Linked DNA regions of Homo sapiens: region 2 is linked to region 1. Evidence: chromatin contacts called from ENCODE Hi-C data. All regions are on one chromosome and are shown on one strand. The core of a region is the stretch at or near the end of the contact, and the rest is flanking DNA. Distances in the headings are between cores, read along the strand shown. Region 1 holds the start of EPS8 (EGFR pathway substrate 8, signaling adaptor). Region 2 overlaps ATF7IP (activating transcription factor 7 interacting protein).

Region 1 (3,393 bases), core at 443-2,942:
TTACAAAGTCTCAATCTGTGTATTCTGCAATAAAGGCATTATATTATCACTATTGCATTTGTGATACATTCTACCTTACCCTTTATGTGACAATTCTATACTGTTTTAACTGTCAAATTGTAAGTAAAAGTGTGAATTCGTGACCAAAAATTTTCCACACCAGCAACTTAAGAACTACAGCAATATGTTTAGAAAACTGCGATCCCAAACAAAAAATCTATACTAGGTGAGACAGGATGACATTGACTTTAATTCCAATAGACTCACTACCACATGACGTCCATTACTAGTGCTCACTTTCCAGAACCCAAGGAGCTGTGGAAGAATGGAGTCCTTTCAATGAAAATAAACTAGAGGCAATACACAACACAGTTACTTTGAGGGGCTTTTTCAATATAAAGAAGATTGCCCGGAATCCTAACTCTCCTATTTCCCAAAAATGACAAAGCCAAAAAGTCACACTCTTCACACATCTGAAATCAAGTTTTACCTGAACTCATCCTAACATATTAGCTCTTTTACCTATTCCCCTTACTATCTAAGGCAAGAAACCTTGAAAAGAGAAGCAGTAACACATTTCACTGAAACATATTTTGTAAAGGAGGATTCTAATTCCTAATCCTTCACCGCTCTAGATGTCTGCGGATTTCAAATCCTAACCACGGCGTCCTGCCCCCCGCGAGATTCCAACAGTACTACGGGCCCTATGGGAGGAGGAGGATTTGAGAAACACTGCCGGAGAACGGTCGGTGCAAAGATTTTGCAAACAGGTAGTCCTAGGAAGGAAAGTAAGAGTGAGAACATCGGAGAGGGCAGGGAGTACATGGGTGGGGAAACCCCTTTCAAATGCATGAACTGACCACAACCGGAGAAAGGCCGTCTGTCTTCCCAAAAGTAAAATGGTGAGTAAAGTGGAGCAAGCTAAGAAAGTCAACAGCCATTAGGCATTGACAACGATTCCGAAACAATTAGCTATGTTAATTCGAGGGGGTAAACGGGGGTGGGACCCTGCCCTAAAGGGTCATTTTGAAAAGAACCCCTCCCCATTTGAGGCGGGTTGGCAGAGCAGCGCACAAATCCCAAGTCTAACGTAATAAGCCGAGATCGGGATACTCGGTCTGCAGTCGCCCCACGGACCAGATGAGCGCAGGTGTATCTGCGGAAGCTCAGGTTACCATGAATATCACTGGGCCACGGCGAACCCTCCCTGCCCAGCCTCCCGGAGCCCTGGGCGCGGGTCTGCACGGGCCCCACAGCTTGCCCGGACCCGGCGAGCGGACGCCTCCGGCCGCAGCGCCCTACCGCACCTGGCTGCCAACACCAGTTGAAAGCAGTCAAAGTGAAGGGAGGCGGACGCGGCTCCTGGCACCGCTCCGATTCCAGCACACAAAGGCGGATTTTTAAAATCGAGAAAGTCAAAGCCGCCGGACCCCGGGACCGGCGCCTTTCGCCAAGGGGCTCTTACCTCGGATCCGCCCTCGGGGCCACGGCTTTCCCCGGAGACGCCGCGAGCCCAGACGAGGTGGGAGGGGACCGGGAGAAAGCCCCCCAATCTGATTCGCGCCCAGCCAGTCGTCCGCGAGCCGCGGAGCCGCCTTCTGCACCCAGCTAAAGAGCAGCGATCTCCGAGGCGAGCACAGCGCCGGCCTCGCGCCGGGCGAGACCGCCTCGCTAGCTGCTGCCTGTGAAGTCTGGAGCCGCCCGCCCGCTCGCAGCCAGTGCCAACCGCGCGCCGCGCATGCCCAGTGCCCGCGCGAGGAACGAGCGAGCGGGCGGGCGGGCGAGTGCGCGCCCCGCAGCCAGGAGCGAAATCCGCTATCCGGGTCTTGCCGGCAGCCGAGCCGCAGAGTTCTGGTCGACTCCAGCGCTTGAGGCGAAGTGGCCGGTGAGGCCGGGTGGGCGGGAGAGGGACCGGAGGAAAGGAGACGGGGCGCTGCGCCAAGTTATCAAGGCCGCGATCAAAGTCGGACCAAGGCAGCGAGTCGACAGCAGGTTTCCAGAAGTGCCCTAACAGGACTGACTAGCAGCCAGGAGGCGCAGGAAGGGGCAAAGAGCGTGTGGAGAGCTTCGCCCCCGGCGAGGATGGACGCCCCGGGCGGAGGGAGCGCTCGGGTTGCAACACCCAGTCTGGCTGCACAGCTCGTAACCCCTGCCCTTTGGCGGCAAACAAGACGCATCTAATGACCAGCCAGCCTTCGTCTTCCTCCTCTGATCATCGGACCTATTTTCCCCCTTTTGTCGCTCTCCTCTTTTTTTGTCTCTCCAACCCATGCGGTAAACTGGTGGTGCCCAAGGCCCTCCATCGGGTCCCTGAGAGTCTCCCAACTGCCGGTCCTTAGCGCCAGCCTGCAAGCCCAGACCCGCCTCGCCAGGCTGCCTGTGAGCCTATTTTTCATGTAGCTCTTGCCAAAAGCCCTGATGTGGTTTGAAGTAGTGGAGGCTTCTTTCACTTTGTGCCTCTCGTACCTTAACCAACCCTCATAACCTCCTCTCTGAGTAGCTCATGGAGCCTCTAAAAGAGAAGTCCATGTTCTCATAGACATTGTGTTTTCTCACTCTTAAAACTCCTCATTGTCATAGCTACTCCCCCAATCCCCCCATGCTGTCCTAACTTCGAAGTCAGTTGACTTCCAGAAGTCCACGAAAGCCTATAAATTAAACTTGGTTAAAAGAGATTGGACTTGCTTGCTTTGTGAAGCAAATAAAAGCACAGTCAGGGAGAAACGACGTAACATGCCAAGGTGGACATTCAAACCATTCTAAAAGTTGGAATCGATATAACGGCTAAGTCCAGTCCCCTATTTTAAGTGGGAATACTCTCTCCAATATTTCCACCAGACCACTATCCACTTGAACATTTCCAATGTTGTAAATTTCTATTTTTATCATTACATATAACCATGATTATTTGTTGAATATTTACCTATGCCAGGAACTGAGCAACTTACACACATTATTCCTAGTCCTTAAAATGAGATGGGCCTTATTATACCTATTAAACACATTAGGAAAATGAAACCCAGAAGTTTCCTTCTTTTTGCCAAAGCCAATGCTGACGCCAGAATTAACAACCAGGTCTGCTTAACACTATAGCCTGTATCATTTATGAACATCAAATCAACTTCCCTGATACTACTGGTCTTGGTTCTGCCCCTAGGAACAACACAATATGAATCTCATTCTTTATAGACACTGCAAGCCTTGAAATAGTAGGGGCAACTATTAAGTAACCAACAGATCTAATACATTTCTTCAAAAATTCTCTTTTAAGTGTTTTTCAAATAGCAGTGAGCTGCCATAATCACACTATTCACCTTGCTTTGAATGTGTTTTGATTTTCATTCTCCTCTCTAAATTGTGCACTGAGAATACAATATTCAAATACAGTGGGCC
Region 2 (3,393 bases), core at 336-2,835, 1.4 Mb before region 1:
ACACTGTGAGAAAATAACTTATCTAAAAACATGACTTGAATTCACGGCCTAGAGTTTCCTGTGTTTCAGTACAAATAAGAATCATAAAAACAGTAAATTCTCTTTGAAAAAAATTCATTTTCAGAGCTATAAACTGGCAGCCAGCAAACTTACTTTTATTCTTTAGTCACCAGCCCATTTCTCTAATTGTTTGTTTTTTGTTTTTTTTGTTTTTGAGACGGAGTTTCGCTCTTGTTGCCTAGGCTGGAGTGCAATGGCGCGATCTCGGCTCACCGCAACCTCTGCCTCCCAGGTTCAAGCAATTCTCCTGCCTCAGCCTCCCGAGTAGCTGGGTTTACAGGCATGCACCACCACGCCCGGCTAATTTTGTATTTTTAGTAGAGACTGGGTTTCTCCATGTTGAGGCTGGTCTTGAACTCCTGACCTTAGGTGATCCGCCCGCCTCGGCCTCCCAAAGTGCTGGGATTACAGGCGTGAGCCACCGCCCCCAGCCCCATTTCTCTAATTGTTAACATTTAAAGTTGTCAGATTTTACCTAAAAATCTAGATGTCTTGCCTCTTGAAAAGCAAACAACATTTTTGCTTGAGGATAGCAATCTACAATTGAGTATAGATGCTGTCTCCTTCAGATAGGGCCTTCTCTTGCCCACCTCTGGTCCTCTTCACTGAATCACGTTACCTGCGTGGCCTTGGAAGACAGTTCCTTTTAAAGACCTATCCTACGTATTTGATAGTTTATTGGCAGCCTTAAATATCTAAAATATAACTTCTAACCCAAAAGAAAGTAAACATAAGTAAAATTTAGCCTACTTTACTTGGTAGGAGAGACTTAGAATATATAAAGTCAGTTTACTCTTTAGAAGATATGGCACCTTTTGTAACCTTTCACTTTGTCCTAATTTTATATAGAGTGCCATGGGAGCCAAATGAAGGAGATCCAATGGCATAACAACAAGTAACGATTGAAAGTGAAGAGATTAAAGAAATACTAATTAGAAACATCTAAGTACCTTGAGATCTTTTATGTGATAATCAGTTCTGTTTTCTTTAAATGTTACCGCTGTGTTAAAGGACATCACTATCAACTTGATGTTCTTAATGGTGATACTGAATAAGAAAAAGTTAAAGTGTATTCAAGCTATGCAGTTTACTGAACAGATAAATGAAATAACATTTTATAAAAGATTTTTGCTCAAATTAGTTGAGCTAAGAAGTTTATCACTGAAAATAATGAGTAAATTTCCTAATAGAATGTTTTCTTAACCGTACACTAGATTAGATAATGGCCGTTAGGCCATTACAAACTTTATTTTTGTTGAAAACTTACATCTATTTACATTTATTAATTTAACATTTACAGTGTCTATGTGAAGACTACCTTGATGATGCATGAAACATGATAATTTATAATCTTGATCTGACTTAAATTTGAATTCCACATTTCCCAGAGTGAAAGCCAGCTTGTTAACATTCAAATAATACCACGACATTGGTAACTCTAAGGAAGTGCTAAAAGAATGTTATGCCTTTTTGGAAAATGGTTTTCTAGTTAGAGTTCAACTTTAGAGAAAATTGAAAAAGTGATTAACTTGCACAGGAAACAGTGACTCCCCTGCTTTACTGCTCTTCACACTTTGAAAAGAGAAAGTGATTTGAGAGAAAGCCTAATGTCTATTCAAATAAGTGATTGTTTTTTAATTGCTCAGGTTAGAACTCTCACAAAGAGTTCTCTGTTGGTGATATGTAACAGTCTGTTATTAGTCATTAATATGTGAATATGGAAATTGTGAAAACAGCACAAATTGATTTAGCAAATCTTCATCAGTTTAGTGAAAGAGGGACCTTAACACTGGAGAGAGGTCTGAGGAGTTGCTTCTGCATCTGCCTGAGGGAATCTTGTCTTTCCTTCTGAAGTAAGGCAGATACAGCTAGCCAACTGCCAGTAGAACTATCTGACTCGTGTATCCCTTTGTTGGATATAGAAATACCTGTACCATGGCATACATAGTGGAAAACATTAGTATAGAAGTTAGGAAAAGATTACTTCTGCTCTCGTACTGTTATTAAGTAATTGTGTAGTTTTGGATAAATATTTAACCTCTTTGTGTTATCCCTGATCATTAAATGAGATGGGTCGTTGGAAGAACACCAACTTTGAGTCAAACAGAGTCAGGGTGAATCCATGTTCTTCCTCTCATTAGTTATAGGTTATATGAAAAATGGATATATAGTGCTCAAAGTACAGTACCTATTTATGATTATGTGTTCAGTAAGTCTTAGGTATTTTGTTTGTTTGTTTGTTTGTTTTGAGACAGAGTTTTGCTCTTGTTGCCCAAGCTGGAGTGCAATGGTGCTATCTCAGCTCACTTCAACCTCCGCCTCCCAGGTTCAAGCGGTCTTCCTGCCTCAGCCTCCTGAGTAGCTGGGATTATAGGCGTGCGCCACCATGCCTGGCTAATTTTGTATTTTTAGTAGACACGGGGTTTCACCATGTTGGCCAGGTTGGTCTCGAACTCCTGACCTCAAGTGATCTGCCTGCCTCGGCCTCCAAAAGTGCTGGGATTACAGGTGTGAGCCACCATGCCTGGCCAAGTCTTAGGTATTTTTATGGAATGAGGCAAGTTACTTATTTTCAGAACCTCAGTTTTTCTTGTTTTTAAAATGGGAATAATGTTTATCATAAAGAACTAATATTGGGGTTTAAATGAGGATAACAAATATAAAGTCAAGTGAAGTGTAGCACAAATTAAATATTGGTTGCATTTGTTTCACAAGACTCCCTTTAGCACAGATCTTTTTTTTTTCTTTTTTTTCTTTTAAAAATCATCATTTCAGGAAGAATGGAGTTGGGAGAAATCTGGTCTACTGGGTAGTTTAGAAAAGGATCTTTAGGGAGAGGGCGTATTTAGGGGCCTGGCTGATTTACAGTAAAAATGTCACAGAGCAGGGTCTTTAGAATCTCCAAGTGAAGACTTTGAAGAGTCTAAAGGGGACAAAATAAGAATTCTTACTTGTGCAAAGGCAGCATGGTAGAGTGAAAACTAAAACAGACTGTGAATTGATCAGTTACTCAACAAATGTAACAGTTATTTATTATGCACCTATTATTTGCCAGGTACTGTTTGATGCTTGGCATATAAGATCCTTGCTCTCTCTCAGGGAGTTTACACTTGTGGAGGGAGTGGGAAGACACAGACAATAAATATGAGAGAAGGTTGCAAATACTTAAGGATTGTGAATGCTGTGGGGTAGGGTAGAATAGGTATCTAAGAGCTAGATGAGCACTACACAAAATGTGGCCTGTGATCAGTCTGAGAACTGTTCGCTTCTGGTCCTCTGTGAGATAAGAACTGAAATTGAGAGTTTATAGAAATTTTTACATCAATCTGATAA

Evidence for each region. Hi-C counts contacts between places; a loop is a spot of excess contacts on that map. Pooled maps may share reads with other maps.
Region 2: a map of B cell shows a loop between it and region 1 (18-fold over the local background). The contact joins the enhancer-like site here to the promoter of EPS8 in region 1. A Hi-C loop is called at or near these places in 5 of 168 maps with a recorded cell type or tissue (B cell, CD4-positive, alpha-beta T cell, GM12878 and 2 more), 2 of 37 single-sample maps with no recorded cell type and 17 of 50 pooled maps.

The regions. Positions count from the first base shown.
Region 1 is chr12:15,787,696-15,791,088 of GRCh38, forward strand. EPS8 (EGFR pathway substrate 8, signaling adaptor) reads right to left here and starts at 1,693. Exons shown (of 21, transcript NM_004447.6): 1 at 1,466-1,693. RefSeq lists silencers at 761-840, 1,171-1,290, 1,551-1,900.
Region 2 is chr12:14,389,431-14,392,823 of GRCh38, forward strand. All of the region lies in intron 1 of ATF7IP (activating transcription factor 7 interacting protein), which reads left to right. Among named protein-coding and RNA genes, the nearest start is that of ATF7IP, 25 kb to the left of the region's middle. RefSeq lists a silencer at 3,165-3,393. Within about 2 kb of position 1,586, at least 2 of the 41 ENCODE cell types and tissues checked have a DNase peak (open chromatin) inside an H3K27ac peak, as active enhancers do.